6 separate regions of the Homo sapiens genome follow, and all the other regions are linked to region 2. A link is a contact called in ENCODE Hi-C or POLR2A ChIA-PET data. All regions are on one chromosome and are shown on one strand. The core of a region is the stretch at or near the end of the contact, and the rest is flanking DNA. Distances in the headings are between cores, read along the strand shown. Region 1 holds the start of ATG5 (autophagy related 5). Region 2 holds the start of OSTM1 (osteoclastogenesis associated transmembrane protein 1). Region 3 holds the start of ZBTB24-DT (ZBTB24 divergent transcript). Region 4 holds the start of MTRES1 (mitochondrial transcription rescue factor 1). Region 5 holds the start of FIG4 (FIG4 phosphoinositide 5-phosphatase). Region 6 overlaps SESN1 (sestrin 1).

What was found. Hi-C counts contacts between places; a loop is a spot of excess contacts on that map. ChIA-PET counts read pairs that join two places held with the same protein, here RNA polymerase II (POLR2A). Pooled maps may share reads with other maps.
Region 1: a map of CD4-positive, alpha-beta T cell shows a loop between it and region 2 (9-fold over the local background). The contact joins the promoter of ATG5 here to the promoter of OSTM1 in region 2. A Hi-C loop is called at or near these places in 3 of 168 maps with a recorded cell type or tissue (CD4-positive, alpha-beta T cell, CD8-positive, alpha-beta T cell and naive thymus-derived CD4-positive, alpha-beta T cell) and 7 of 50 pooled maps.
Region 3: a loop to region 2 is called in a map of sigmoid colon, with 14 times the contacts of the local background. The contact joins the promoter of ZBTB24-DT here to the promoter of OSTM1 in region 2. A Hi-C loop is called at or near these places in 2 of 168 maps with a recorded cell type or tissue (naive thymus-derived CD4-positive, alpha-beta T cell and sigmoid colon) and 10 of 50 pooled maps.
Region 4: a map of CD8-positive, alpha-beta T cell shows a loop between it and region 2 (10-fold over the local background). The contact joins the promoter of MTRES1 here to the promoter of OSTM1 in region 2. A Hi-C loop is called at or near these places in 4 of 168 maps with a recorded cell type or tissue (CD4-positive, alpha-beta T cell, CD4-positive, alpha-beta memory T cell and CD8-positive, alpha-beta T cell) and 13 of 50 pooled maps. POLR2A ChIA-PET finds 5 or more read pairs at or near these places in 1 of 52 experiments (AG04449).
Region 5: a map of CD8-positive, alpha-beta T cell shows a loop between it and region 2 (4-fold over the local background). The contact joins the promoter of FIG4 here to the promoter of OSTM1 in region 2. A Hi-C loop is called at or near these places in 5 of 168 maps with a recorded cell type or tissue (CD4-positive, alpha-beta memory T cell, CD8-positive, alpha-beta T cell, ascending aorta and 1 more) and 14 of 50 pooled maps.
Region 6: a map of ascending aorta shows a loop between it and region 2 (3-fold over the local background). The contact joins the enhancer-like site here to the promoter of OSTM1 in region 2. A Hi-C loop is called at or near these places in 1 of 168 maps with a recorded cell type or tissue (ascending aorta) and 2 of 50 pooled maps.

Annotation. Positions count from the first base shown.
Region 1 is chr6:106,324,482-106,328,834 of GRCh38, forward strand. It overlaps ATG5 (autophagy related 5), which reads right to left and starts at 1,279. Exons shown (of 8, transcript NM_004849.4): 1 at 1,045-1,279. RefSeq lists enhancers at 1,089-1,138, 1,159-1,478.
Region 2 is chr6:108,071,645-108,076,560 of GRCh38, forward strand. OSTM1 (osteoclastogenesis associated transmembrane protein 1) reads right to left here and starts at 3,097. Exons shown (of 6, transcript NM_014028.4): 1 at 2,606-3,097. The coding sequence starts at 3,007. RefSeq lists a silencer at 2,868-3,307.
Region 3 is chr6:109,481,683-109,486,639 of GRCh38, forward strand. It overlaps ZBTB24-DT (ZBTB24 divergent transcript), which reads left to right and starts at 1,962. Exons shown (of 4, transcript NR_187591.1): 1 at 1,962-3,155. It overlaps ZBTB24 (zinc finger and BTB domain containing 24), which reads right to left and starts at 1,537. Exons shown (of 7, transcript NM_014797.3): 1 at 1,416-1,537; 2 at 1-372. The coding sequence starts at 344. RefSeq lists silencers at 1,228-1,517, 1,598-2,037.
Region 4 is chr6:107,025,477-107,030,325 of GRCh38, forward strand. MTRES1 (mitochondrial transcription rescue factor 1) reads left to right here and starts at 2,723. Exons shown (of 4, transcript NM_016487.5): 1 at 2,723-2,795. RefSeq lists a silencer at 2,542-3,011 and enhancers at 3,122-3,231, 3,342-3,441.
Region 5 is chr6:109,689,108-109,693,536 of GRCh38, forward strand. FIG4 (FIG4 phosphoinositide 5-phosphatase) reads left to right here and starts at 2,189. Exons shown (of 23, transcript NM_014845.6): 1 at 2,189-2,394. The coding sequence starts at 2,329. It overlaps AK9 (adenylate kinase 9), which reads right to left and starts at 2,095. Exons shown (of 41, transcript NM_001145128.3): 1 at 2,040-2,095. RefSeq lists an enhancer at 1,673-2,142.
Region 6 is chr6:109,077,632-109,081,980 of GRCh38, forward strand. All of the region lies in intron 1 of SESN1 (sestrin 1), which reads right to left. Among named protein-coding and RNA genes, the nearest start is that of SESN1, 15 kb to the right of the region's middle. Within about 2 kb of position 2,565, at least 12 of the 41 ENCODE cell types and tissues checked have a DNase peak (open chromatin) inside an H3K27ac peak, as active enhancers do; they include ascending aorta, where a contact is called at or near this core.

The DNA of each region.
Region 1 (4,353 bases), core at 29-2,528, 1.7 Mb before region 2:
GTCTTCTCACCCCATCCCCAAAGTGGAACTTCATGATGGCAGGGATTTTTATTCTTTTGTTTACTATTTTGTTTACTGTTTTGTCCAGTGCCTAACACATAGGAGGTACTCAGTTTGGGGGAAATTAATGAAATAAATACACACTTGAGGTGTGTGCACTATTCTAAAAATCCATATCCATACAGTTCCATTCTGTACACTTTCCCCCAATTTTAAGTAGCATATCTTTGAAGATAAAAGCACAGGCTTAAATCTGGTGTAAAATACCTCTCAATTACTACCCTGAGCACAACATCGTTATTTTCAAATTCAAAATTCAACCAGAAACTCCCTCTATGGAAATCACAAATAGTTCAGTTCAGAGCCAAGTATCCAGTTTCAAGGTCTCAGAAATTTAACAAGCCAATTCTGGAAGGCTTTGGAAGTTCAGCTACTGTCTGGTAAGTCTCCGGGTTCTGATTGCTCAAGACAGGCTGTACCTCCTCACCCCTCAGAAAAATCTAGAACCAATAGTTTCCTAGGTTCCTCAAGTTCAGGATAATTTTAAAATAATCCAAAGTACAAATGAAGTATGTAAAAGTGTCTTGCCAACAGAAAATGTCTTTGGTAGCACTAAATATTGTTATTGAGACAGGGAATATCGTAAATAGATAAATTGCTTGGAGGACATACCCACCGAGTTTGGACAGACTCACACTGCACTGTGCAATAAAGGTTTAAATAACTGTGTTCCACAAACAATTCAGGTCCTGAACTGAACTCTAGAGCCTGCGACTAGACTCTCGCTTTCCTACCTTAGTAAGCAACAGACATGTACCCCAAGAGGGACCCCGCAGGCCACACCCGCCAACCGGCCCCAGGGCTCCGGGCCGGCGTCTCGCCAACTCCACCTTGCCCGGAGGAACCACCTTCACCCGCCATCGCGGCCGGGCGGGCGCTCCTCCAGGCAACTACTCACCCCTCCTTCCTACCACACCTACCTGGCCCCTCCCCAGCCCTCCTCCTCTAGGAATTTCCTCACACAAGGTGGACACACACACGTACCCTACTCCAAGCTATGGCTCCTCCTTCCGGCTCCCCGCACTGGTGGGGACGCCCAGATTCCGCGCTCCGGTGGGGCGGCGGGGCAAGCTGCCCGCCTGACACACTGTCCTGCGGGGACGCGGTAGCAGGACTCCAGGAAGCCCGCGCAGCCGCAAAAAGCACCGGCGCGGAGGTCGGAGCTGAACCCTGCTGCACTTCCGCCCTCTGGTATCCAGCGAATACAACCGGCAACGCTGCGGAGCCCTGGCAGCGCACCACAAGTCCAGTCACCCTCGGCGCCCGGAGATGACGTCACGAGACCCCACGTGGTCCGAACTCCGCCCTCCGTGTTCTGCCTAACCCAGCAAGGAGGCCCGAGTCGCTCTTGAGCATGCGCCAACGGGGCAGTACGCTTGAACTCGCGACCAAACCTCTCCAAGTTCATAGCTTCTACCCTCTTCTGAGAATCTTGCGTCAAAGCGTAGTTATTGGGGCTTGGGGAGGTTAACTTAACAGTTCCACAAAAACAGTTTTTAAAATACTGAAACACTGCCTCCCTAGAGCTTGATCGCAACATCCCTTTCTTCCTGGCATCACACAACAGTATTAATAAAACATTAGTTTTCAAAGTACTTTCCCATCCATTTTCTTATTTGATCTTCTTCTCTACTTTGTTGGAACCACCGCAGGCATTAATAACCTAATTTAACAGAAGACTATATGAGCACTGAACCCTCCCACCCATCCAAGAGTACATATCTTTATCTTACTCTTTGTAAAAATAATTGGGGCCGGGCGCGGTGGCTCACGCCTGTAATCCCAGCACCTTGGGAGGCCGAGGCGGGCGGATCACGAGGTCAGGAGATCGAGACCATCATGGCTAACACGGTGAAACCCCGTCTCTACTAAAAATACAAAAAAAATTAGCCGGGCGCGGTGGCGGGCTTCTGTAGTCCCAGCTACTGGAGAGTCTGAGGCAGGAGAATGGCGTGAACCCGGGAGGTGGAGCTTGCAGTGAGCCAAGATAGGGCCACCGCAGTCCCGCCTGGGCGAAAGAGCGAGACTCCGTCTCAAAAAAAAAATAGTAATAATTGGTAAACTTACTAATAAAGAATCTTTGAATTGGCTCTATCCAGAAGTCTTAGCAGGCATTTAAGGTTTTTCTCTTAATTACACGTGCCTTAACGCCATGCATGTTAAGTAAGTACTGTGCTGAGACTCAAAACAGGTTCTTGATAATTGGGAACATAAGGAAAATTCTAGTAGTAGCCACAGGATTCTTTTAAAAAGAAAAATCTTCTTGGAGTTGGACTAAGTACAATGATTTTCAAATGGTAAATTACAGTACATTAGTGGGTATCTAAATCAAGTTAGGGAAGCATGCCCAGCATCTTTTTAAATGAAATAAAATAGAAAATATCAGCATGCTTCACACATGTAAAGGGTAAATATTGTGTCCCAAAATTTTTACTTCAGTATGTATGTGGTGTACACTGGATAGGAATGTGAAATACATTTCTTAGTAAGGGTAGCAGTCAGAAAAGTTTGAAAGCCACAGTTATGGTCCTCTTCACCTACTCAATGCAGAAATCCTCACTACAGTGTCCCCAGTAAACAGCTATTAGCCTCTGTAAGAAAGCTTGTGGGATTAAGGTGCATTGCCTTCCCAGTGTCAGACAAAAGTATATAAAATTTCCTTTAAAATGTATCTAAAAAATAAGATGGATTTAGGGGCGCATAGATGGATAAATATGTGATTAACCAAATATAGTAAAATATAATGGTAGAATATAATGGTAAAATATAATGGTAGAATCTAGATGGTAGAATCTAGGTTCATTGTAAATGGGTATTCACTGTAAAATTTGTTCAGCTTTGCTGTGTGTTCAAAATTATTTCCTAACAAAATGTTGGGACCAGGCACAGTGGCTCATGCCTGTAATCCCAGCACTTTGGGAGGCCCAGGTAAGAGGATAGCTTGAGCCCAGGAGTTCAAGACCAGCCTGCACAACATGGCAAGACCACATCTCTACAAAAAACACAAAAATTAGGAGGGCATGGTGGCATGCGCCTACAGTCCCAGCTACTCCAGTGGTTGAGGAAGGAGGATTACATGAGCCCAGGAGGTCAAGGTTGCAGTGAGCTATGATTGTATCACTGCAGTCTAGGTAACAGAGAGAGACCCTGTCTCAAAAAAAAAAAAAAATTGTTTTGGGGGAAACTATGTATGAAGAAACCCAATAGGTGAAAGGTGATTACTTGATTTGACTTAAAATTCAACTTCCTGTAATTTTTATAAATTGACCATTTTCTTTCTTTCTCCCCTTGTCCTTCTCTCTTCCTCACCCATCTACAACATACAACAGAAATAACTAACTCTTCTTCTAAAAGACAGCATTTCAATATGAAAAGGTAGCTCTTGTGCCCCGTAATGCACTCAGGGATAAACATTGTCATTTCTTTCAGCCATTCTTCACATGCCATATCTCTCCTCTGGATATGGTCCAGTTATCAGCATTCCTATTAAATAGTTGTTACACTTGTTTCTATATGATGATCATGCTCCTTGAGCAAAAATTTGGAAATAAAGGGAATTGTATGTTTCGTCTCTGTCATTTCCATTTGTGAACATTATGCCTTTTCTCCAAATCAGTGGCACTGCAAATTTTTAATTTTTTTTCTATGAAGATAACTTTTAAAGAGCTCTTTTTGTTGGCCTTACCATTTCCTCCAAGTTTTAGCTTATTGGGGGTGACTCTCTGTTGGGAACAAGACCCCCAAAATCTGGCCATAAACTGGCCCCAAAACTGGCCATCAACTAAATCTCTGCAGCACTGTGACGTGTTCACGATGGCCATAAAGCCCACGCTGGAAGGTTGTGGGCTTACCGGAATGAGGGCAAGGAACACCTGGCCCGCCCAGGGCGGAAAACTGCTTAAAGGCATTCTTAAGCCACAAACAATAGCATGAGAGATTTGTGCCTTAAGGACATGCTCCTGATGCAGTTAACTAGCCCAACCTATTCCTTTAATTCGGCCCATCCCTTCATTTCCCGTAAGGGATACTTTTAGTTAATTTAATAGCTATAGAAACAATGCTAATGACTGGCTTGCTGTTAATAAATACGTGGGTAAATCTCTGTTCGGGGCTCTCAGCTCATTTCTGTGTGTGTGTCTTTAATTCCTCTAGCGCCGCTGGGTTAGGGTCTGCCCGACCGAGCTGGTCTCGGCACTCTCAGGCAGCCTTTGACTCGTGCGAACTTGTTTATAAAGTCCTCTTTTCAACAAAAGTCAAGTACACAACTCCTCCCAAATTCTGGTTTCTAAGGAG
Region 2 (4,916 bases), core at 1,847-4,346:
CTCCCAAACCAGTCCATATAGCCTTTTAAATCTATAAAGTACCTCAGAACTGTAGATGTCACACTTTTGAGCTAATGAATCATATCCAGCTCTACTGGGGAAATAAGGCGAGCCGAGACCAAGGCCTAGGATGAGTTGGAGAGAAAATACAAAAAAAGTTTCCCTGCCTCTTTTCACCTGTTTATCCACTTCCTTTCACATCAGGGTGAGTTGAGCTGGGTACCCAGGTTGCTGGTAGAATCTGAGGGAAAGGAAGGGGGTTTCTACAACTCCCCCACTGGGAAGCCTCCTTTGGGTAGTGGGGAATTCATATGGAAATTCACATGCAGATTGGGTGATGCCCATAATACTGCACCCTAGAGTTTGAGGTGCTATTTTTAGCCTCTCTTTAATTCCACAGTACCTACACACATGAGAAAAGCATTTGCTGCCTTCAAAGACCCAAACTTTGCATCATGATCCCTGGCCATTCTGCCCACAATAGCCCTTGTTCTTTAGAGTAAATGGAACCCTAAAACAACTCATCTTAACCACTCAACACTGAATATGATGCTATATCGTATCCTGCTGTAGTTGACAGGGACATGTCTTGGGTACTTTATTTTAAAGTGATAGTAAGATATATATTCCTTGCTATACCCAATGGAAGTGTGCCTGGAAAATACCGCATGTAAGCCTGAATTTATTTACCTCGAAAATATGTCCTTGGCCAGGTGTGGTGGCTCACACCTGTAATCCCAAATCTTTGGGAGGCTGAGGTGGGTGGATTACTTGAGGCCAGGAGTTCGAGAACAGCCTGGTCAACATGGTGAAACCTGTCTCTACTAAAAATACAATAATTAGTTAGGTGTGGCAGTGCACATCTGTAGTTCCAGCTACTCAGGAAGCTGAGGCAGGAGAATCACTTGAACCCAGGAGGCGGAGATTGCAGTGAGCCGAGATGACACCACTGAACTCCATCCAGCCTGGGCAACAGAGCAAGACCTTGTCTCAGAAAAAAAAGAAAAAAGAAAAAAAAAAAAACATGCTCTTTACAGAGAGATTGACCACAGAATTTATTTAATGCAAATAAATTCCCCAGTTATGTAAAATGACAGATTTTTATTTTATTTTTATTTATTTATTTATTGTGAGATGGAGTCTCACTCTGTTGCCCAGGAAGGAGTGCAGTAGTGCAATCTTGGCTCACCCCAACCTTGGCCTTCCAGGCTCAAGTGATTCTTCTGCCTCAGCTTCCCGAGTAGCTGGAACTACAGACGTGTACCGCAATTCTTCTGCCTCAGCTTCCAGAGCAGCTGGGACTACAGGCACGTGCCACCACGCCCGGATAATTTTTGTATTTTTAGTAGAGACGGGGGTTTCACCATGTTGGCCACGCTAGTCTCCAACTCCTGACCTCAGGTGATCCCCCTGCCTCAGCCTCCCAAAGTGCTGGGATTACAGGCATGAGCCACCGCACACAGCCATGACAGATTTATTTTAAATAACAGGCTGACTTAAAGCAGGATCCAACTAGGTACAAATTTATATTTAGTGCAACTATAAACAAGTTTAGACAAGTTTAAATTTATGGAATAATTCCAACCACATTTTCATGAGACTACTTGCTGTCCCCGTAATACAAGAGGAACTTTCTCATTCTCCAATCCCAATGTTATTCCTCATGTTTTTCCTTTACCAAGCATATCCGGCCCACACCTCGTGACTCCCACCAACCCTGACACTCTAATCTTTTCCTAGTCTAAACTTTATAAAGTACTTAGGAGCAGGAATTGTCTGTTTTTCTTTTTAAAATTAAGTGCCTCACAGCAGCTACCACACACCTAGAGAACCCTTAAGGTATGAAGAATGAAGAGCAGTCTTACAATTTCTTAAAAATTTACCTCCCATTTACTTAGAGGTATTACTATGTGTTGTTTTCTAAAACCTCCTTTTATCCCCATTTTACAGATTAGTAAACAGGCACAGAGAATGTAAGTAACTTGCCCATAGTATACCGCTAATAAGCAGAGTGGAACTGGAGTCCTGGCCGCTAGCTAGCTCCAGACTGTTCACATCACTAAGATGAAGTCACAGGCAATATCTCTTTTAATTCTTCCAACAGCCGCATTAGGCAGATGTTCTTTCCACTTTATAGAGGAGGAAACTAAGGTTCTGAGAAGATAATTAATCCAAGGTTACATAGTTAGAAGTTGGTGGACATGAACATTTCTGGCTACAAAGCTCAAATTTCTAACCACTACCAGTGTCTCCACCCCACTTGTTTCAGAAAAGGATCCTTCCTGGCAACTCCAGGTGAAGATGAGAAGAAGCCGTGGTGGAGTGGGTGGAGGAAGAGCAAGAGGGTTGGGGAATCAGGACCCCCAAGAAAACCAATCACACCTATATGAACCAAAGATGTCCAACAGCATTCTTGGAAGCAAAAACCCAAATCCCAAGCCCCATAATGCCACCCCCTTTTTCTGATGACCCAACTCTACAGACTCAGTCCAACCCCTTTTTCTTACTGTTGGGGAAACTGAGGCCCCCAGCGCTGACCATCATTACACCCTCCTCCTTTCCCAACTCTCCTGAGCCACAGTCCCGGACGTGGTCCTGTACCCACCCCCGCGGCTCGGCTGATGTTGTCCATCTTGCTGACGACCTGTTGGAAGAGGGGGTAGCAGGTCTGACAGAGGCGCACGGGCCGGGCGCTGCGCACCAGACACCCTGTCAGCTCTGCGCTGCTGTTGGCGAAGTCCAGCAGGAGCTCCCGGCACTCAGGATCCAGATCCGGCAGGTCCGGGGGCAGCGACAGAGGCCCCAGCCCTCCACCCTGCAGGAGGGACAGGGACAAGTCCTCCACCTCCAGCAACTGCTGCTCCGACAGGAGGTCGTGGAAGACCCTGTGCGGACTGCTGCCGAAGGGGAGCGCGCCCAGGGCCAGCCCCGACCACAGCAGCAGCCCCAGCGGCAGCCACGGCGGCAACGAACACCTCCGCTGCGCGGCTGTCGGGCCCGGCTCCATCACCGGGCTCACACACCCCAGGGAGCCCACCGCCGCCTCTCCGCCCCCAGCCGGCACCGCGGACAGCCGCCGCTTCCGGTTTCCGCGAGCGCAGGCCGAGAGCCGGGTCACGAGGAGGGCGCGTCACGGCCCCGCCCCCTGCGCGCGGCGCCCCGCCCCATTGGCTGCCGGCTGCCTCCGGGCCGCAGGCCTTCGCGCGTGCGGGAGGGCGCCTACCCTGCGGCCGCGCGCTCTCCAGCCGGCGTTAGGCGCGGGGCGGGGCGGAGTGGTGCATTGGGGTATCCGTAGCCGAGGCTCGCCAGCCGGTGACCACGAGCACCCACCGCTTTGGACAATTGCATCTCGGGGGTCCTGACCCTTGAACGCCCAACCCTCTGGGAGTTCCGGGCGTCCTACAAGTTTCTTACCTCGCTGGACCGACGACGGCCTCCGCTGTGGAAATGGCCGTCGGCTGCGTTCGCAGAGAAACCCCGCTGGCCTGTGCCTCGGCAGATTTTCTGCATGGTGTTCCTTAGCGTAGTTTTTTCCTCATCCCATTTGGAGAGAGTAATAATGCCCGTTGGTTATTATAGGTGGTGGAGACTAGCGGTTTCCAAGCTTTTTGTTTTTGTTTTTAAAAAAACTCTCAACTGTCTGCCTCAGCGTTGTCAGAACTCTGTGAGATGAGGGAAATATTCTACATCTGCGTTATTAAGGCAGCCACTGGCCACATGTGTGGTGTTGAGCCGGCTGAGGAACTGAATTTTTAATTTAATTTAGGGCCGGCGCGGTGGCTCACGCCTGTAATCCCAGCACTTTGGGAGGCCGAGGCAGGCAGATCGCTTGAAGCCAGGAGTTGGAGACCAGCCTCGCCAACATGGCGAAACCCCGTATCTACTAAAAATACAAAAATTAGCCGCTGGGCGTGGTGGCGCAAGCCTGTAGTCCTAGGTTGAGCGGGGAGGATGGCTTGAGCCAGGAGGTCGAGGCTGCAGTGAGCCGAGATCGCGCCACTGTACCCCAGCCTGCACGACAAAGTGAGACTCCATCTCAAAAGTAAAAAGTATTTAACTTAAATGTAAGTAGCCACATCTGTGTAGTGGCAACTGTACTTGACGTAAGTCTGGTCCTACAGTGGCCAACAAGCAGGTTTGCTTGGAACTGAAGGGGTACCAGGGACGCAGCGCGTTCAGTGCTAAAGCCCAGGAAATCCTGGACAAACTGCTCAACTTGAAACTCCTATCCAGTTTCTGACATGCCCGAGGCAATAGCAGGGGACACTCTAAAAAGCGTCCTGATACCGTTGCCAGTCTGTAAAAAGAATTTAAGCTCATAACCTGGAAAACAGTTTTCTGACAAGTATCTGACCAACCAGGTTGGTAGAAAATTATTTCCGGGCTTTGTGTCATCCTGCTTTTCAGGGTTGTAATTTTTGCCTTGTAAATTGCAGAGCTGTTGCACTAAAGTCTACTTAGCTTAGGGTCCTAATTTATGTTTCTGAGGGTTCTTCAAAAACTTTTTTGTTGTTGTTGTGTATTTTGTTTGGTTTGGTTTTGAGACATAGTCTCGCTAGACTGCCCAGGATGGCCTCGAACTCCTAGGTTCAAGGGATCCTCCTGCCTCGGCCTGCCAAACAATTGGACTACAGGCACAGGCTGCTGTGCCCAGCCTGGGGGTTCTTATAGTTACTTTTTACCCCGTCTGTTTGGTTATTGTTTTATGTTCCTAAATTTGCTTGGGATAGCTAAATTTTGTTTCATTTTTGTTACTAAGAAACTGAATAGTAGGAAATTTGATTTGTGTAACAATAAACGTATTTCCAAAAGAGAAAATAAGTTGTCTTAAGTTTTGCAAAAGTCATCATGTAACTCTTAGGTCTTTCTATGTATTAGAATTATCTTTCTTTTAAATTCTTTCAAGCACCATCCTG
Region 3 (4,957 bases), core at 712-3,211, 1.4 Mb after region 2:
AACTGAGCAGTAGCCAGGATTTGTTCTGTACTTTTCTCACTGGCATGGAGATAACCTGTGTAGATAAATTCCAGCAGGATACCAAAGGTGTCTGCAACCATGCCTTCCAGCATATAAATGGATTGGCCGATTTCCCCCTCTTCTGCAAACATCATTGAGAAGTATTCACTACTGGCAGCAAGTAAGGCTTTGTGGGCCCGGAAATGTACATTCTCCACGATTAAAGTAATGTCACAGAGGAAGCCTTTCTTCCTCTGATCCTCAAAACTGGCCAGCACAGTGTCACTGTGAGCGTCTGAGTGTACAACAAGCTGCCCAGAAGGCTCTGGCGATGTTTCTGCCATTTTCTTCAGAAGCCACTAAGGGTTAAATCTGAAATAAGAAAACAAGGTTTAAAAAGGAGAAAGCACTGTCTAAAAGGTTAATGCCAGCCCACATGAACTTCCTATTCACTTCACATCATTAACTGAATTTTACCATTACCATTTTTGTCTGTCTACAAACTTAGCTCTGGGCCCGGGCGCAGTGGCCTCACGCCTGTAATCCCAGCACTTTGGGAGGCCGAGGCCGACGGATCACTTGAGACCAGCCTGGGCAACATGGAGAGAATTCATCTATACAAAAAATACAAAAATTAGCCTGGCGTGGTGGCGCCCGCCTGTGGTCCCAGCTACTCAGGAGGCTGCGGCAGGAGCATCACCTGAGCCTGGGAGTTCGAGGTTGCCGTGAGCCGTGATCGTGCCACTGCACTCCAGCCTGGGCGACAGAACGAGACCACCACCTCAAAAAACAAAAACAAAACAACTTAGCTCGCGGTTTTTTTTTTTTGAGACGGAGTCTCGCTCTATCGCCCAGGCTGGAGTGCAGTGGCGCAATCTCGGCTCACTGCAACCTCCGCCTCCCAGGTTCAAGCAATTCTCTCCCTCAGCCTCCTGCCGCACATTAACTAGCTGAGTGACTCTCCAGTATTCATGGAACGGTTCAGGGTCTACCTTCTATAAAATGAAGGAATGGGATTAACCATCTCCAAAATCCTCCGCAAGCACGAACTTTCTATGGTTGCACAACTATTTCAGGGAGAACGAAGCTGCCTCCATCTCCCAGATTATTAGCCATTTCGTATGTGGGAACCAATGTGAAGAGTGAAGAAATGTGCACGTGCAAAGTGAATGTGAGGTAGCTGCAATAAAATACTAATAACTTAAGCTGCGTGGGGCCGCCAGACACACTAGGGGCGGCGCGGAGCCCCCCGCAGCCCCGGGTGGTCCCAGCAGGGAGAGGTGGCGCGGAAAGACCCCCACCTCCCCGCCCAGGCCCCGCGGGCCCGACTGGGGAGCACACGGCGGGGGAGGGGTCGGCGCGGCAGACCTACCGCTCAGGGGCGCCCGGTGGGGTCCGGGTCGCTGCCAACTCACCCGGCGGCCTGGCGGGAGACCCACGCCGGGGCCCGCTGGCCCTCCGCTCCGCCCCGCCCGCCTCTGGGGCTTCTGCGCCGCACCGGTTTCTGCTCCTGCGCCGCCGCCGCAGCCACAGCCACAGCCAACCCGGAAGCGCGGCGCCAAGAGCCGCTTGCGCGCGGACGCCGAACCACGTGGCCCGCAGAGGCGCCCCTGGAGGTGGGGGCCACGAGAGCGGCGGGGAGGGGAAGGGAGGTGAGGGGCGGGGCGGGGCGAGATGGCGGGGCGGGGCGGGGCGGGGCAAGGCGGGGCAAGGCAGGGCAAGGCGGGGCGCGAAGGCAGTTCAAGGGTTGGGGCGTGGCAGGGGAGGGGAGGGGCAAGGCGGGGCGAGAATGCAGGCCTGGGGTCGGGGGAGCCGCGGCGGGGCGGGGCAGGGCGGGGCGAGATGGCAGGCCCGGGGCTTTGGGGCCGGGGCCGGGGCCGGGGCCGGGGCAGGGCGGGGAGGGGCGCGGCTTCGGAGGAGGGACAGTGGCCGGGGCGGGGCGCGGCCAGGGGCGGGGCGGTGTCGGCGCCCGAGGTCCTGCGTGTGGCACTGCCGGGGAGCCCAGGCAGGAGCGACTTTTGCGGTGAATTGGGGGCAATGGACAGGAGAGGCGTTGTGACCCCTCCCTTTGGGAAGTTTTATATCGTATTAAACTGTTAGCTCAACGCCAATACCTTAATTTTATCTCTTCTCCGACACCGAATCTGGTGTTGTTCTTGAATGTATAAAGGCATGAAATCCCCCTTACCGTCATCATCATTGTCATCATCATCACCATCGTCATTATCTAGTGCTAATATAATAACTATTACTTACCTCCTAAATGTTTTTCACATCTGCCTCCTTTTCCTCCCCACTCCTGATGCCTTAGTCTAAGGGAATGAAGAGAGCACTGCAGTCAGAGAAACCTGGGTTCTGAGAGATCTTGGGCAAATTACTTACCCTCACAACTTCTTTACCTTACCTGTAAAATGGAGATGTTAACACTAGTGCCACTTTGGTAGGGTTGCTATTGCATAAACAAAATTAAGTATGTAATGGGCTTAGGAAATGCCTGGTTTAATTCGTCTGCTGTGATTAAAATGATCATTATTATTCAAACTTTCATCATCTTTGTTCAATAGACTGTTTCTAACTGGTCTCAGCTGCAGCGTTGTTCTCTTTAATTCGCAGAAGTACAGAGGATTTCTCCAAGTACATATGAGATCCAGAGACTAGAGTCACTCCTTGGCTTAGAATCCATGTGGCTCCCACATGCCCTCTGGATAAAGTCCAGGCTTCTTAATGTGGTCTACAAGCCCCATCCAGATCTACTCCCCACCTGCTTCCATCCATTTATTTCAGCATTTTCTCTCTCTTAGCCAATACCTAATTACTTATTTTTCTGCCCATTTCCAGATTCCCAACATGCCATCTATAGCCTCCCTGATCTTGAACCGGAGGTGTAATTAGCAACCTGGCTCTTACATTTTTACTAGATTTTATTAAAACTAGCTCAAGCCACACATGCTCCTTCTCTGAGGTTTCCCTTTCATATTGAATTGTCTCTAAGTCCTCTGGATTTGTGGGGGTACAAGTGGGATGGGGAGCGCTCCCTGACTTCTGCATACCAGCAGGAAGTTAGCTACCTCATTGTTTCTTGCTGCTACGAGGGTTGCAGTCAAATCACTGTCCCTCCAGAGGTCCTCAACGGCATAAGAAGACTCAGTGCCAAGGTAAGCCAGGTACTTCCATTTCCTCATTCAATCATTGCTCACTGGAGCATAATCCTGCGAGGAAAGACTGAGTCTGGAGGATCTTCCAGCATCAGCCACCCACAACACAGACTAGCCCTTTCTTCAAGGCAATTTTGTTTTGGATCCATACTGACTTTTTCAAAACTTTTGTTCTTGTTAAGGCCAGCCGGTCTACCCCTAACAGGTCTTCTTAAATTTAAATCTTGCAGAACAGGATTTGGGGTGTCATACATTCATCTAACAGATATTTATCGAGTGTCTACTAAGAGCCAGACATTGGCGTCAGGTGTTGGGGATACAGCAACTAACAAGGCCTTTGCTCTCATGAAGCTTACATTCTACTAAGGGGAGACAGGACAAATATACAAGTAAACTAATGAATAATAGTTTCAGAAAGTGTTAAATTTTATAAAGAATGATGATGGAGACTGACAGGGAAGTGAAATCAGGATAGGGTGACATTTGAGCTGAGATCTGAATGACATGGAGACAGCTGTGGGAAGATCTGGAATAAAAATGTTCTAGGCAAGGGAAAAGCAAGCATAAAGGCTCAGACTGGGAAGGAGCATCTGATGAACGGCAAGGACTGTGTGGCTGGAGCACAGTGAGTGAGGGGCAGCAGATGGAGTGGAGAGTTGCCAGATTTCACAAATAAAGACACAGGACACCCATTTAAAAAAATAAATGCTGCCTCAGCCTCCCATGCTGGGATTACAGGCATGAGCCACCTATACCCAGCCAACAAAGAATTTTTTTTCATATAAATTTAGTGTAGCTTAGAGCGTACAATGTTTATAACGTCTACAGTAGTGTATAGCCATGTCTTAGGCCTTCACATTCACTCACCACTCACTCACTGACTCACCCAGAGCAACTCCTATTCCTGTAAGCTCCATTCATGGTAAGTGCCCTACACAGGTGTACTTTTTTTTTCTTTTATACTGTTTTGTTTTGAGACAAAATCCCACCCTGTTGCCTAGGCTGGAGTGCAGTGACATGATCTCAGCTCACTGTGACTTCTACCTCCTGGTCTCAGGTGATCCTCCCCACTTAGCCTTCTGAGTAGTTGGGACTGCAGACATATGCTACCACACTCCACTATTTTTTTTTTTCCGTATTTTTTGTAGTGATGAGGTTTTGCCATGTGGCCCAGGCTGGTCTTGAACTCCTGGGCTCAAGTGCTCTGCCCACCTAGGCCTTCCAAAGTGCTAGGATAACAGGCATGAGCCATCAGTATACTGTATTTTAAGTGTCTTTCTTATGTTTTGATATGTTTAGATACAGAAATACCACTGTGCTACAGCTGCTTACAGTATTCAGTACAATAACATTCTGTACAGGTTGGTAGCACAGGAGCAATAGGTTGTACCATAGAGCCTAGGTGTGTAGTAGACTATACCATCTAGGTTTGTGTAAGTTCACTCTGTGATGTTTGCACAGTGACGAAGTCACCTAGTGATGCATTTCTCAGAACATATCCCTGTCATTAAGCAATGCATGACTGTACCTATAAAAGAAAACCAGTTAAAATGACAGCTGGTTTCTCAACAGCAATAGTAGAAGCCAGAGGTTAGTGGCATGATACTTTCAAAATTCACCTAAAATCTTTTTTATAGACTACAATTATCATGGAAAAGGACAAAATCAAGACAATTTTGGTCAAACAAAAAATAAAAGTATTAACCTCCAACAAACCCATACCATAGGAAGGAAAATAACACCAAGAGGAAAGTCTGAGGTATAAGAGGGAGTTGTAAGCCAAAAAAAAAAAAAAAAAGAGA
Region 4 (4,849 bases), core at 1,473-3,972, 1.0 Mb before region 2:
GGCAAGTATGGCTGAACCCAGAGAGGGAGGAGGAAGGTGGTGGGAGATGAGGTCAGTAGTGTAGATGAGGTCAGCAATGTAGGTGAGTTCAGATGCAGAAGGCCTCACCAGCCATTGAAAGGATTTTGGCTTTAACTGTAACATAAGGTGGGTAGCCTGGGATGGTTTTGGGTTTTTGGTTTTTTGTTTGTTTGTTTGTTTGTTTGTTTGAGATGGAGTCTCGCTCTGTCACCCAGGCTGGAGTGCAGTGGCGCGATCTCGGCTCAATGCAACCTCCGCCTCCCAGGTTCAAGTTATTCTCCTGCCTCAGCCTCCTGAGTAGCTGGGATTACAGGCGCACACCACCACGCCCGGCTAATTTTTGTATTTTTAGTAGAGAAAGGGTTTCACTATGTTGGTCAGGCGGGTCTCAAACTCATGACCTCATGATCTGCCCGCCTCGGCCTCCCAAGGTGTTGGAGTTACAGGTATAAGCCACCGCGCCCAGCCCAGGAGGATTTTAAGTAATGACAGGATTTGATTTGTGATTTAATAGGATCACTCTGGTTATTGTCCTGAGGATAGCCTGAAGAAAGGTAAGCCGCCAGGCGTGGTGGCTCACACCTATAATCCCAGAACTTTGGGAGGCTGAGGCGGTGGATGACCTGAGGTCAGGAGTTTGAGACCAGCCTGACCAACATGGTAAAACCCCATCTCTACTAAAAATACAAAAATTAGCTAGGTGTGGTGGTGCACGCCTCTAATCCCAGGTGAGACAGAAAGGGAGAAATTGAGTGTATCTCTAAGATATCTGACCTAAGTAACAGGAAGGGTGGAAGACTCATTAACTGAAATAAGGAATGCTGTGGGAGGAACGCATTGAGACCCGGATCTGGGTTTTGGTCCTATCAAGTTTGAGATTTCCGTTAGATTTCCAAGTGAAGATGTTAAGTAGGCAGTTGTAGTCTTGAATGCAAGAGAATGATCTCGGCTCGCAATACAAATTTGAGGATCGTCCATATATAGATAATATTTAAAGCCACGAAATTGTTGGAGATCGACTGGGGAACTAGGATAGATAAAAAGGAAAAAGATTAGAGGTCTAAGTATGGGGCACTTACTCTTTGGCATTCTAAGGATGTAATGAAAAAACAGCTGGCTGGGAGTGGTGGCTCATGCCTGTAATCCCAGCACTTTGAGATGCCAAGGCAGGTGGATCACTTGAGGTCAGGAGTTTGAGACAAGCCTGGCCAATATTGGTGAAACCCTGTCTCTATTAAAACTACAAAAATTAGCCGGGCATGGTGGTGCGTACCTGTAGTCCCAACTACTAAGGAGGCTGAGGCAGGAGAATCGCTTGAACCCGAGAGTGAAGGTTGCAGTGAGCAGAGATCATGCCATTGCACACCAGCCTGGGGGCCAGAGCAGGCCTCATTCTCAAAAACAAAAAAACAAAACAAAACAAAAGAAAAAACAGGGAAGAAGATTAAGTGGCAAGTGAGGTAGGTGAAACCAATGGGGTATCCTATAACTCAAGTAAGTTGAGGAATGAGACCAGACCTTTGGATTTACATTGCAGAGGTCATCTGTGACTTTGACTAGAAGTTTTGTTAGAATGTTGCAGGGTGACATCTTGTTTGGTGTATGAGTCAGAGTTCTCCACAGACAGACCTAATGAGAGAGGGATGGATGGATGGATGGATGGATGGATGGACGAATGGATGGATAGTTGGTTGGGAGGGAAAGGGGAATTGGCTCACGTGTAAATTGCGTTGGTCTTGAAAAGATGTTTCCTTAAACTGCGAGTCTGACGTATTTGCACATTTTTCTGGAAACAACGCCTATATCTCTTGGAGATGTTCAAAGAGGGCGGGCTCGGTGGCTTACACCTGTAATCCCAGCACTTTAAGAGGCTGAGGCTGGAAGATCGCTTCTCTTGAGTCCCAGCCTGGGCAATATGGCGAAACCCCATCTCTACAAACAAAACAAAACAAAACAAAAATTAGCAGGCCGTGGTGGCACACACCTGGAGTCCCAGGTACTGGGGAGGCTGAGGTGGGGAGAACAGCTTGAGCCTGGGTAGCAGAGGTTGCAGTGAGCCGAGATCGCACCATTGCACTCCGGGCAACAGAGTGAGACCCTGTCAAAAAAAAAAATGTTCAAAGGGGTTAGTGGTCCCAGAGAAAGGATCACTTCATTAATAATTAAGATGATTAGCCGGTCATGGTGGCTCACGCCTGTAGTCCCAGCTACTTAGGAGACTGAGGAACGACAATCGCTTGAACCCGGGAGGCGGAGGTCGCAGTGAGCTGAGATTACGCCGCTGCACTCCAGCCTGGGCAAGAGTGAGACTCGGTTTCAAAAAAAAAAAAAAAAGAAAAAAGAATTAAGATGGCCGGGCGCGGTGGCTCACGCCTGTAATCCCAGCACTTTGGGAGGCCGAGGAGAGCGGATCACGAGGGCGGGAGATCGAGACCATCCTGGCTAAAACGGTGAAACCCTGTCTCTGCTAAAAACACAAAAAAATTAGCCGGGCGTGGTGGTGGGCGCCTGTAGTCCCAGCTACTCAGGAGGCTGAGGCAGGAGAATGGCGTGAACCCGGGAGAATGGTGTGCCCCGAGCCTACTTCCCGCGCAGTCCTCCAAGACGCGGCCTCCAGCAGGGGTCGCTGCTTCGCTGCCGCCCTGGCCTCGCGCCCCGCCCGACCCGCTCTCACTGCGCCGGCGCCGGCGGAAGGGGCGGGGCGCAGATAGGGGTAGCCTGGAGGCCTGCAGTCCGCGCGGCCGCGGGGAGGGACGAGAGGGCCTGACGTACAGGTGAGTGCGCCTCTGCTGGCGCGCCGCGCCGGGCCCCCTGCCCGCGCCCCCTGTCACTTCGCCTCTCCGCCCCGCCCACGCTCCCGCCGGGTCTCCCCGTGAGTGTCCCGTGTCCTGCCAGCCTCGGGACGCCCCGCGAGCTCAGGGCTGCGCAGGGACTGTGGTAATTGAGCGCGGCGAAGCCTTCCGTTCCTGCCTCCTGTCGCTCCTGCTGGCTCCGAATGCAGACTGCGAACCCGGGGACGCAGTTGTCCATTTCCTTTGACCTTGGGGACCCAGGAAGGTGCACTGCCCGCGGGGGTGGGGAGGGAGCGAGAGGAATCCGACCCTGTCTCAGCCCACAGCCTCCGAGGTCTCCAAGTAAAGGGAAGGATCTTTAGCTGCATTAGACTTCAAAGCGTTTAGACCAGTTTCTCCATCTTACGGAGCGGTGAACGGGCTCAGGAATGTGGAGCGTTTCCTGGCGTCAAGCAGGTCAAAGTCAGCGCTGCTTTTTTTACAGACACTGCTTTTCTTACAGTCTTCGGTTAGTTCAGATTGTATACCTCTCCTGAAGATGTCACCCAAAACCTCCTATGGGATTCTGCCGTGATCATCTCTCCACTCATCCCACACCAACGCCAAAGAGATCTTTTAAAATGAACTTCCATCAGGTCACTTCCCAGGGTCCATCATTGCGTGTTCTTTTCCTGATTCATTCGAATGCACCCGTCCTCCTGATCAATTTTTATTCCACAGGGTGTTGTTTTGTTTTGTTTTGTTTTGTTTTTTTGAGACGGAGTCTTGCTCTGTCGCCCAGGCTGGAGTGCAATGGCGGGATCTCGGCTCACTGCAAGCTCCGCCTCCCAGGTTCACGCCATTCTCCTGCCTCAGCCTCCCCAGCAGCTGGGACTACAGGCGCACACCGCCACACCCGGCTATTTTTTTTTTTTTTGAGACGCAGTCTCGCTCTGTCGCCCAGGCTGGAGTGCAGTGGCGCGATCTCTGCTCACTGCAAGCTCCGCCTCCCGGGTTCACGCCATTCTCCCGCCTCAGCCTCCCGAGTAGCTGGGACTACAGGCGCCTGCCACCACGCCCGGCTAATTTTTTGTATTTTTAGTAGAGACGGGGTTTCACCGTGTTAGCCAGGATGGTCTCGATTTCCTGACTTCCTGATCCGCACGCCTAAGCCTCCGACAGTGCTGGGATTACAGGCGTGAGCCACCGCGCCCGGCCTGTTTTGTTGTTTTTTTTTTTGACACTCGCTCTGTCGCCGAGGCTAGAATGCACTGGTGTGAACTCGGCTCACTGCAGCCTCCCCCTCCCAGGTTCAAGCGATTCTTCAGCCTCAGCCTCCCAAATAGCTGTGACTACAGGTGTGCACCACCACGCTTGGCTAATTTTTGTATTTTTAGTAGAGACGAGGTTTCACCATGTTGACCAGGCTGGTCTTGAACTCCTGGCCTCAAGTGATCCGCCCGCCTCAGCCTCCCCAAGTACTGGAATTACAGGCATGAGCCACCGCGCCCATACTATTTTTATTTTAGATCTCACTGTGTTGCCCAGGCTGATCTCAAACTCTTGGACACAAGCGAGTCTCCTGCCTTGGCCTCCCAAAGTGCTGGGATTATAGGCGTGAGCCACCTGCCTGACCTCATCTTGCCCTCTCAATCCCCCTTACCCTGCTCCACTTTCTTCCCCCAGTGCATTAACCACCAGCTATCATATAATTTACAGGGTGTTTTTTTTTTTGTCTACCTGTTTCCCCTACTAGACTATAAACTCTACAAGAATAGGAATCTTCGTATTTTTTTCCTCTGCTGAATTCCTAGTGCCCAGATTAGTGCTTGGCACATGGTAAGTGCTTAATTAAGGGGAGGATGCCAGTGTTGCTGAAGCTGAATTTGCAAGAGTCAAATTGGCAGATGAGGTTGGAGAGGAAATGGGGGTTGAGGGAGCACCAGATCCTATAGAGCCTTTAGACCATCGTAGAGACTTTGCTGTTCTCTGAGTGCTTTGGTAGGGATTTGAGGAAAGGAGTGACATCGTATGAATGACTTTATTATGTGCCCACG
Region 5 (4,429 bases), core at 939-3,438, 1.6 Mb after region 2:
AATGATGTTAGAGGAAGGAGATGATCAATTAGAGACCTCAGATTAATTGCAGTAGTGGATTCTGCAGCTTGTCCCATTAATCTTTTTTTTTGTAAGTCCTTTTCTTTTAAAAATTGAGACTAGCCACTACCTTAAAGAATTAGGGTGGCATGGTGTGAACTTGATGTGGAGGAAGAATGGATACGAGTGCTGCAAAGGGTGGAATGTAGCAGCTGCTATTAGTGCCTCCCCCATATCCACTTGACATACACCTTTTCTATGCACGACCAGCCCAACTTCCAAAATGTTAGCATGTGCGACTTTTTGCCTAAGGGCTTTCTCTGGCTGCCAGAACCTACTCTCCCTGAACACAGGGTAGACTGGAAGTTCTAGGGCATCAATGTTCTGCCCTATCAGGCTTCATCCAATAACTGATGGAAGTTGGCGAATAAATACTCCAGCTTCCTTGCCCCTCAAGAGGGGATAACTGAGACATGCCTCCCAGTATTCCCTAGTGAATTCAGCCCACAGAGAAATTTCTCTGGTAATATTTCCTTTATTAGTTTTCTTCCCCTCCCTGCTGCTGTTTCCTGGGATTACGTCTCATATAAACAACCTGCCTTCAAAGTTTTGTCTTAGGATCTGATTCCGGGTGAAATAAACTAAGATAAAGTTAAAATGGAAGTGCTAAACTATAATAATTGAAAACTAGAATCCTTCAGGTATTTTAAGAGTTGCTATCCTAGATAAAAACACTGTGCAAACATTTAACTAATATTCAGAAGAGTTGGTTTCATTATGAAACAGAACACAGCTAACTATTTTTCCCAGTTAAAAGATCCAAGTCCAAAATGCCAGAACGGACACGGCCATCCTTCTAGTTCTTAATAAAAGGAGTACCAAACTACAGGGGGAAAGAAGCGCAAAATAACATAGACTTAAGTATTTCTTTACAATTTTTGTAATTTCTCAAATTTTAATTTACAATATGATCTTTGGTATTACATGAATGTTATCTGGGTATGCTATAATTCTATAATTTTTTTTTAAAGTTTCCTTACACTTAGCAGTTGAGAAGCCCTCTAGCAGAGGTTTCTGAGGTTTAGAGGTTTCCTGGGAAACCTAGAATTGCCGCCTAAGATAGGATAGCTGCCTCTCCCCTACATCTTATACTCTTGCAGTAGGTGTTCAGTAAATATTTGTGGAATAAATACTTCAGTCGTTGAAAGGAGACGTGGTTTTAAAAAGTGGATTTACAAAGAGACCGTTTTGCAAGAAAAGAAGCTGGTCTGGGGGTCCCCGCAGGAGGCGGGGTTCCGTGCAACAGATACCAAGATGCCTCCAGGGCGGACCACGACCCAGCGGGCCGCCGGAAGGCTCCTTACCTGGCCGCAGCCGGACCCTCCTCAGGGAAGCAACTGCCTCCAGGGACTCCGCGGGGCTGTCGGGCGGTTGCCGGGGAGACCTCTGGCCGCCACGCACCTGCTGCTTGGTGGGGCGGGGCCTCGAGAGGCGGGGCTGTAGTTCTTTGTCATTTCTTTTCCAATTCGAAATAGTCACTTTTGTACCTAATTTGGCATTTATAATTATAATACACTCATTTTCACAACTATGGAAGAGAGGGTACGCGCATGCCCATTTATGTCGCACACATGAAATGAAGAAACCTCATTTCAAGCGCGGCTCCGCCACACTGCGCTAGTCTCTGTCGACAACTTCAAGTGGCTAGCCTCACGCACAAACGTGTGGCAAAGCCACACTTTCCAGCTTTAGGTGATTTTAAAACAATTTCTTGGGCCACACAGCGTAGGTACAACATGGATTAGAGGTGAGGGGAAAACTGACACTCAGTGAAGGACCGTCAGAGGGCCGGCTTCCAGGAAAATGGGCCGCAGCAGGCAGGGAAAACACAAGGATCTATCCTGCAACTCGGAGAACCCTTTTCAAAAGAAGCTACCCAATCCCAAACCTTCCGCTTTTTTCCAAAGAGAGGGAGGAGATAAATAGACTCAATTAATCCGTCGACTTTTTCTCCGCCCATGTTTTCCTCCAATCCTTACCAAAGATGGTGCCCTTCGCTTCCTCTCTCGGCAGCACGCAGGTCCCGGGAGCCTCTACCCGACCTCTCTATGATACGTCCTCCAGCCCCGCTCCCGACGTGAGGGGCGGGGCTTGCCTGGAGGCGGGGCGCAGGGATCCGGAAACACCTGATCATCTATAGGTTTAGTGCCTAATGGGTGTTGTTCCTGGCTGGACTTGATGTCCAGGGCCTGAGGGGTTTTCTCGCCGAGTCTCCTGGGGCGGTCCGGAGGCTCGTGCCCTGTTGTGGGGCCCCCATTTGCCGCCGCCATGCCCACGGCCGCCGCCCCCATCATCAGCTCGGTCCAGAAGCTGGTTCTGTATGAGACTAGAGCTGTGAGTACCCCCTCGCGGCGGGGCGCAGGCGGGAGGATGGATGTCTGCCGGTGGGTGTGGGGCCGTAGGACAGAGGCTGTACTCTGCCTCCTCCTCCTTCCTCTCCAGTTCCCAAATCCCTGTCAAACACAGCCTTGGGGTAAGCTAGCTCCCTTGAGCTGTGCCTGGGCGCCTTTCCCCTATTTTGGTACCCTGGACATTGCAGCATTTGCAGGTCCACTTACAAGCCATGGCTGGAACACGCTGGAAACAGGTGCTTGTGGTACCTCAGGAACTGTTCATGAGGTTCTCTGTACGAGTTACTGGATTCTTTTCAGCTTTCAGAAAGTCTGTTAAAGTTCTAGAGTTCACAAGTTACAGTACAGGCAGGGGTATGAAAAAAATTTGAACTATGACTTGTAACTTATTTTTTCCTATTCCATGGTATACCATCACTGCGATTCATGTGAATTACACTTCTATTGGTGAACTTTTTGGTTCTCTTTTTTTCTTATTTGAAAGGAAAGGAAAACTTACTTTGTTTAAAGACAGATAATTTGTTTGGATAACATCTTGCTTTTCACTTGACTTTTTTCAACATAACATTTACTTTTAAAATTTTATTACTTTGAATGGCCATGTAAATAGTGAATAAGCAGATCAGTTTGTATTTCGATTACCAGTTCCTCAATTAAGGGAGAATGGTGTTTATATAACTTCATACTTGGTCCTTTCTGTGGGTGGAAAGCAAAGTTGGTACAGTATAGCTCTTCTAAATTGGGGTGCCACAGTGATATTAGGGACTGTGTTTAATATTACCCATTTCATGCTAACAAGATTGCATATGCCAGATATTTTCATAATGCTCTTCACTATGTTATAGAGTGCTTTATAAACTGTTTCTCTGAAACTTGGGTTGTCTCCATTAGAGGAGTATGAGAAGGCATTTAACAGTTTCTCAGTTATAACGTAGTCCTAATAGCACAATAACCTCTCCCTCAGGTTAACATGAGTAGAGAATTGTGGACCTTAAATTAATTTTGCTGACAACTTTGATTAGATCTAGAGCAGAAAATGACATTATCAAATATACTGTATTTGCAAGTATTTTCAGTTCTCTAATGAGACCCATAAAGAAGTATCATTTGTCATTGAAATGAAACCTATTTTCTGTAAAATATGCTGCTAAATTTCCCTCATTAGAAACATAAATAACTTTTTTTTTTTTCCCTTTGAGACAGAGTCTTGCTCTGTCACCCAGGCCGGAGTGCAGTGGTGCTATCTCGGCTCACTCACTGCAACCTCTGCTTCCCAGGTTCAAGAAGTTCTCGCACCCCAGCCTCCCAAGTAGCTAGGATTACAGGAATGTGACACCATGACCGGCTAATTCTTGTGTTTTTAATAAAAGACAGGGATTCTCCATGTTGGCCAGGCTGGTCTAAAACTCCTGGCTTCAGCCTCCCAAAGTGTTGGGATTACAGGCATGAGCCACCGCATCTGGCCGTAAATAAAACACAAATTTCAGCCCATTAAAAAGCTGATCACTCATGAGGACTGCGTGAGATATTAGTGTTCAGAAAGCACAATTCATATTATAGGGCTCTTCTGCTCAGAAATCTTCAGTGGTCCCAATTCTGAAGCAAGTAAACTCTGAATCCCTTAGTTGGCATTCAAAGCCATGTATTATTTGTCCTCAACTTGTCTATCTAGTTTTACATCTAATTTAATATCAATTAATGAAACATTTATTGAGGATCAACCATGTGCCTTCATATGCCTTATTCTGCAGTAAAACTGTATTGCTTTCAGTTCCCTATATCTGCCCTGTGTTTTTCTGCTGTTCTCTATTCTCTTAATGCCACACCCCCTCTTTTCCTGTCAAAACCTTGCTGATCCTCACAGCACATATCTGGTCATGCCTTGCAAACAGTAGTCTCTCAATAGATGTGGATTAAGGAGCTCTAACACAAAGAGATAGAGGTGTGTTCCAGAACTCAGCTGTGACCCCTCTCAACTGCCTAAGTAATGGAAACTAACTCTGGCCAGCTTAGAGACA
Region 6 (4,349 bases), core at 1,315-3,814, 1.0 Mb after region 2:
TTGGGAACCCTGGGGTCCAAGGAAAGAGCACTAAGGTGGCTGCAAGTACTTCTTCTCAATGAGAATGCCTAGGAGCTTCCCGTTTCCTTGACTAAATAAATCAGAAACTTAATCTAACATTATAGTGAGTGGGTTCATGCATATTTGTGTACTTCTTTTGTTTGGGAAAGATCTCTTCCTCAAAACCTGTAACCCATGGAAACACTGCAAATGTTATATGTAAAATGCTTACCACAATGCCATATGGTAAGCACTCAATACATTTAAGTGATTTTAATTTTTTTAATTCATTAAACAAGTCATATCAAAAATTAATTACTAATGATTACCATTATTCAAAGAAAAATTTAAATCACCAATAACTCTATTTCTAAAAGAGAACTATGGTTAATATTTTGGTGCATGAGTTTCCTGACTTTTCCCTCTTCTCTATAATAATAAATATTTTACATACTATTTTAAAGCTGTCTTTTCTATTTAAATTTGTATATTTATTTCTTTTCCTATACATACATTTTAAAACAATTTTCAATAATTACAATAAGTTCGTGACCAGCCTAGGAAACATAATGAGACCCTGTCTCTACAAAAAACTTAAAAATTGGCTGGGTGCAGTGGTGTGCATCTGTAGTCCCAGCTACTTAAGAGGCTGAGGTGGGAGGATCACTTGAACCCAGGAGATTGAAGGTGCAGTGAGCTATAGTCACACTGCTGTGCTCCAGCCTGGGTGATGGAGTAAGACACTGTCTCAAAATAAAATAAAATATAAATATAAATAATAATCCTTTATGTCTATAATCCCTGCTGTTTGATATTTAATTACCCACTTGTATATAAAAGACATATAGATAATACATTTATATCATAAATATATTAACATGTACACACTTTTAAGGTTTGGACTAATATTCAAACTGCCCTCTAGAAAGTCTGGCTGTATGATGCACTGTCCCACCAACAGCTGCACTGTTGTCAACACAGTACCATAAAATTTCACATTTTTAGCCAGTCTTAATTTGTTCTTCGATTTTCATTACAAAATTCTTAAGGGCAATAGTTGTTTTCTTTTGTTTTTACATCCCCCACAATGCCAAAACAGTGTCAGACATAAAGAAATATTTTAAATGAATTCTAACCTTATCTTTAAAAAGCATATTTATTTCAGCCTTAGGTGGAGAGGGAGGTCTGCTATAGAGGTGCTGTGGGATTCAGGAAAAAAAATAACAACCCTGTAATTCTGTATTTTAACAAGAGAAAGGAGCTAATCATAATTTAGTCTCATTCTGACCAATTAAAATAATATATTGTATGAAATGAAAGAATATTTATCTCAAGGTTTGAATCTTCATATATTACTATATATCTACTTCCAAATTCAAAGAGGGAGCCATCAAAGACCATTGTAGACTGGAATTGGATATTTCTTTATCGGAATAATTACCACTAAGAGAATAAAAATAAACACACTTCTGATAAATTCTCATTGCCTGGTGGAAAGGCTAAATGCAATTCTAGCCTGGGGTCAAATTTTTGCTTATAAAGTTATTTTTCTGTGCTAAACTGAAAAAAAAAAAAAGAAACAAAAGGGATTGTCTGATATTCATACTCTAATATTCAATACAGGCCCAATCATGCAAGATACGTTTAAATCTTTAACACCTAAGGAAGATGAATTAAGCTTTAATGTAGTATTTAAGAAAAAAGCAGGTGTCACTAATGAGGTATAACAGTTAGACTTTCCATCTTCCTTGACAAGGTCAGTTGCCAAAATCATTTTGTTTCATCATGTTATAACAGATTTTTAGCGCACATATCAAAACTCTGACCTAACAAATGGTATGCAAAAGGACAAAAATGGCATTTACTCTTATAAATTTGCAAATATTTTGTGCTTAATGGTACTGTCATAATAGGATTTACAATTAGAAAATCTCAATGAGGTATTTTAAAATCTAATTTAAAACATATAAGCAACAAAGTTAAAAATGCTTCAACAATTATGTTGGTTCGGGTACCCAGTTCAAATTGAGTAATTTCTGAACATTATATAACTTAGGTGAGTTTGCTTTTTAAGAAATCAAGACTAAAATGTTACAATTTATGAAATAAATGCTGAATTATGAAAGGGATGCAAAAAAGTACTTTTCTACATTGTTTAAACACAATCCTTTATGATTCTAATGATAATTTTCCATAATAACTGAATAAAAGAATAAGTTGAATCTGAAGTATGCATGAGCATACAAATGGGAGAATGATTTCTGTATGAGCTCAATGTAATTATACAACCTAGGCTTGATTTCTAAAGACAATTGAGGCTCCTTTTCTTTTTAGCTATAAACAACTTGCTGTATGATATGTAATGCAAAACCGTATTTTGGGAGATTTCAAACATTTATAATCCACAGGAAAAATACTCAACACTCCTACACTATTTTTTCAAGCCCACAATAGTGCAGTCTTTCAGCTATAAAGCCAGAAGCCAGTTATAAAACCAGTACTTTTCCACTAGAGTTACTTGTGGGGCGGGGAAGGGGACGTTCAGCACTGCAAACGTTAGGGTCTAAAATAAGATCATTGCAAGGAGTTACTACAACACTTGCACTGCCAGCACTGTCATGGCAACAATGAACTAGCTAGGAGAATGCTCTTTTAACTTTCAAAGCTAATCTTGAGTCTATTGCTCATGGAAATATACCAAATTTTCTTTTAGGTAGTGCATTAAATAAATCATCTTACTAGGAATCTCTTAATATAAAAATAAGCCTTTTATACACCATATTTCCAGGATCTCAGTCCATAGAATCCTTGCGATCAGGCAACTTTTATAATGACAACATAATGAAAATTATACACCACAGTGAAACATGAAGATTCAGTAGGGTTCAAATCAGTTTCAACATGGGTCAAGGTTTAAATAAGAACTTGATATGCAACTTAATAACATCTGAGAATGTGGTTTCCCCTAGAAAAGTTTTAAGTTTTACCTTGAAGGAAAACAATTTGGGAAAGAAAGTAATATATTTTTACTGTTAGGAATCTTAACGTTAAATTTTTATTCAGATAATGAGGTATAATGTTGGAAAGCACAGACTCTTGAGTCTCACAGCCTGGGTTTTAAACCTGACTCCTCCTCTTACAGACTGAGCATCCCTAATCCAAAAATCCCAAATCCCAAATGCTCCAAAGTCTGAAACATTTTGAGAACTGACACGACACCCCAAGTAGAAAAATTCCACACACAAGTACTTAATACAGACTATTTCATGCACAAAATTATTCCAAGTATTGCATAAAAATTACCTTCAGATTATGTGATAAGGTATATATAAAACAGATATATTTTGTGTTTAGATTTGGGTTACATCCCGAAGATATCTCATTATACATATGCAAATATTCCAAAATCCAAAAAAAAAAAATCTGAAATCTGAAACACTTCTCGTCCCAAGCATTTTGTTCTGTTTTGAAACAAGGCCTCCCTCTGTTGCCCAGGCTGGAGTGCAGTGGTGCAATCTTGACTTACTGCAGCCTTGACCTCCTGGGCTCAAGCAATCCTCCTACTTTACCTCCCAAGGAACTGGGACCACAGGCATGCATCACCATGCCCAGCTAATGTTTGTATTTTTTGTAGAGATGAGGTCTCACTATGTTGCCCAAGCAGGTGTTGAACTCTGGGCTCAAGCAATCCAACAAAACCCTGGGATCACAGGTGTGAGTCATGGTGCCCAGCCTGGTCTTAAGCATTTTGGATAAGACATATTCAACTTGCATTAGCTATGATAACTTGGGCAAGTTTTTAACCCATCTGGGCCTTGTTTTTTCTTGACAGATAAAATGGGAATAAAAATATCTACTCATACAATGTTGGGAAGGTTGAATGAATTATTACATGAAAAGGGCTAAGGGTTAGGTGTGGCATACAGAATGCCTTTTCTTCTTGTTTTCAAAAGCATACAGACTGCTAATGGCTCTTTAAGACAACTTGATTCCAATCCCATGGCACATTTTAAAGCAGACAGGAAAGTCTGGTGCCACCTCTGCCCCTCCCCTCCCATCCACCCCAATTCACAGAAGATAAACTAGGCAGGCATTGGGAGCTCAGCAGGAGCCCCAAAGACACCTGCCAGATATTACCAAGCAAATTCAACCTTGCTTAGTTCCTTTCTTCTAAATTATATCAGGCTGTCTGATACAGAAAGCACTGTTTTGAAGACTTTCTGCTTAGTATGTCAAGCTCCCATTGGGGGAAGCACAGTAGAAACACTGATAGGGCAGCTCTAATGTCCTCATTAAACCGTCAAGGAAAGAAACTTCTGTAGTAGATAACTTGCTTGGAGTACTAGACA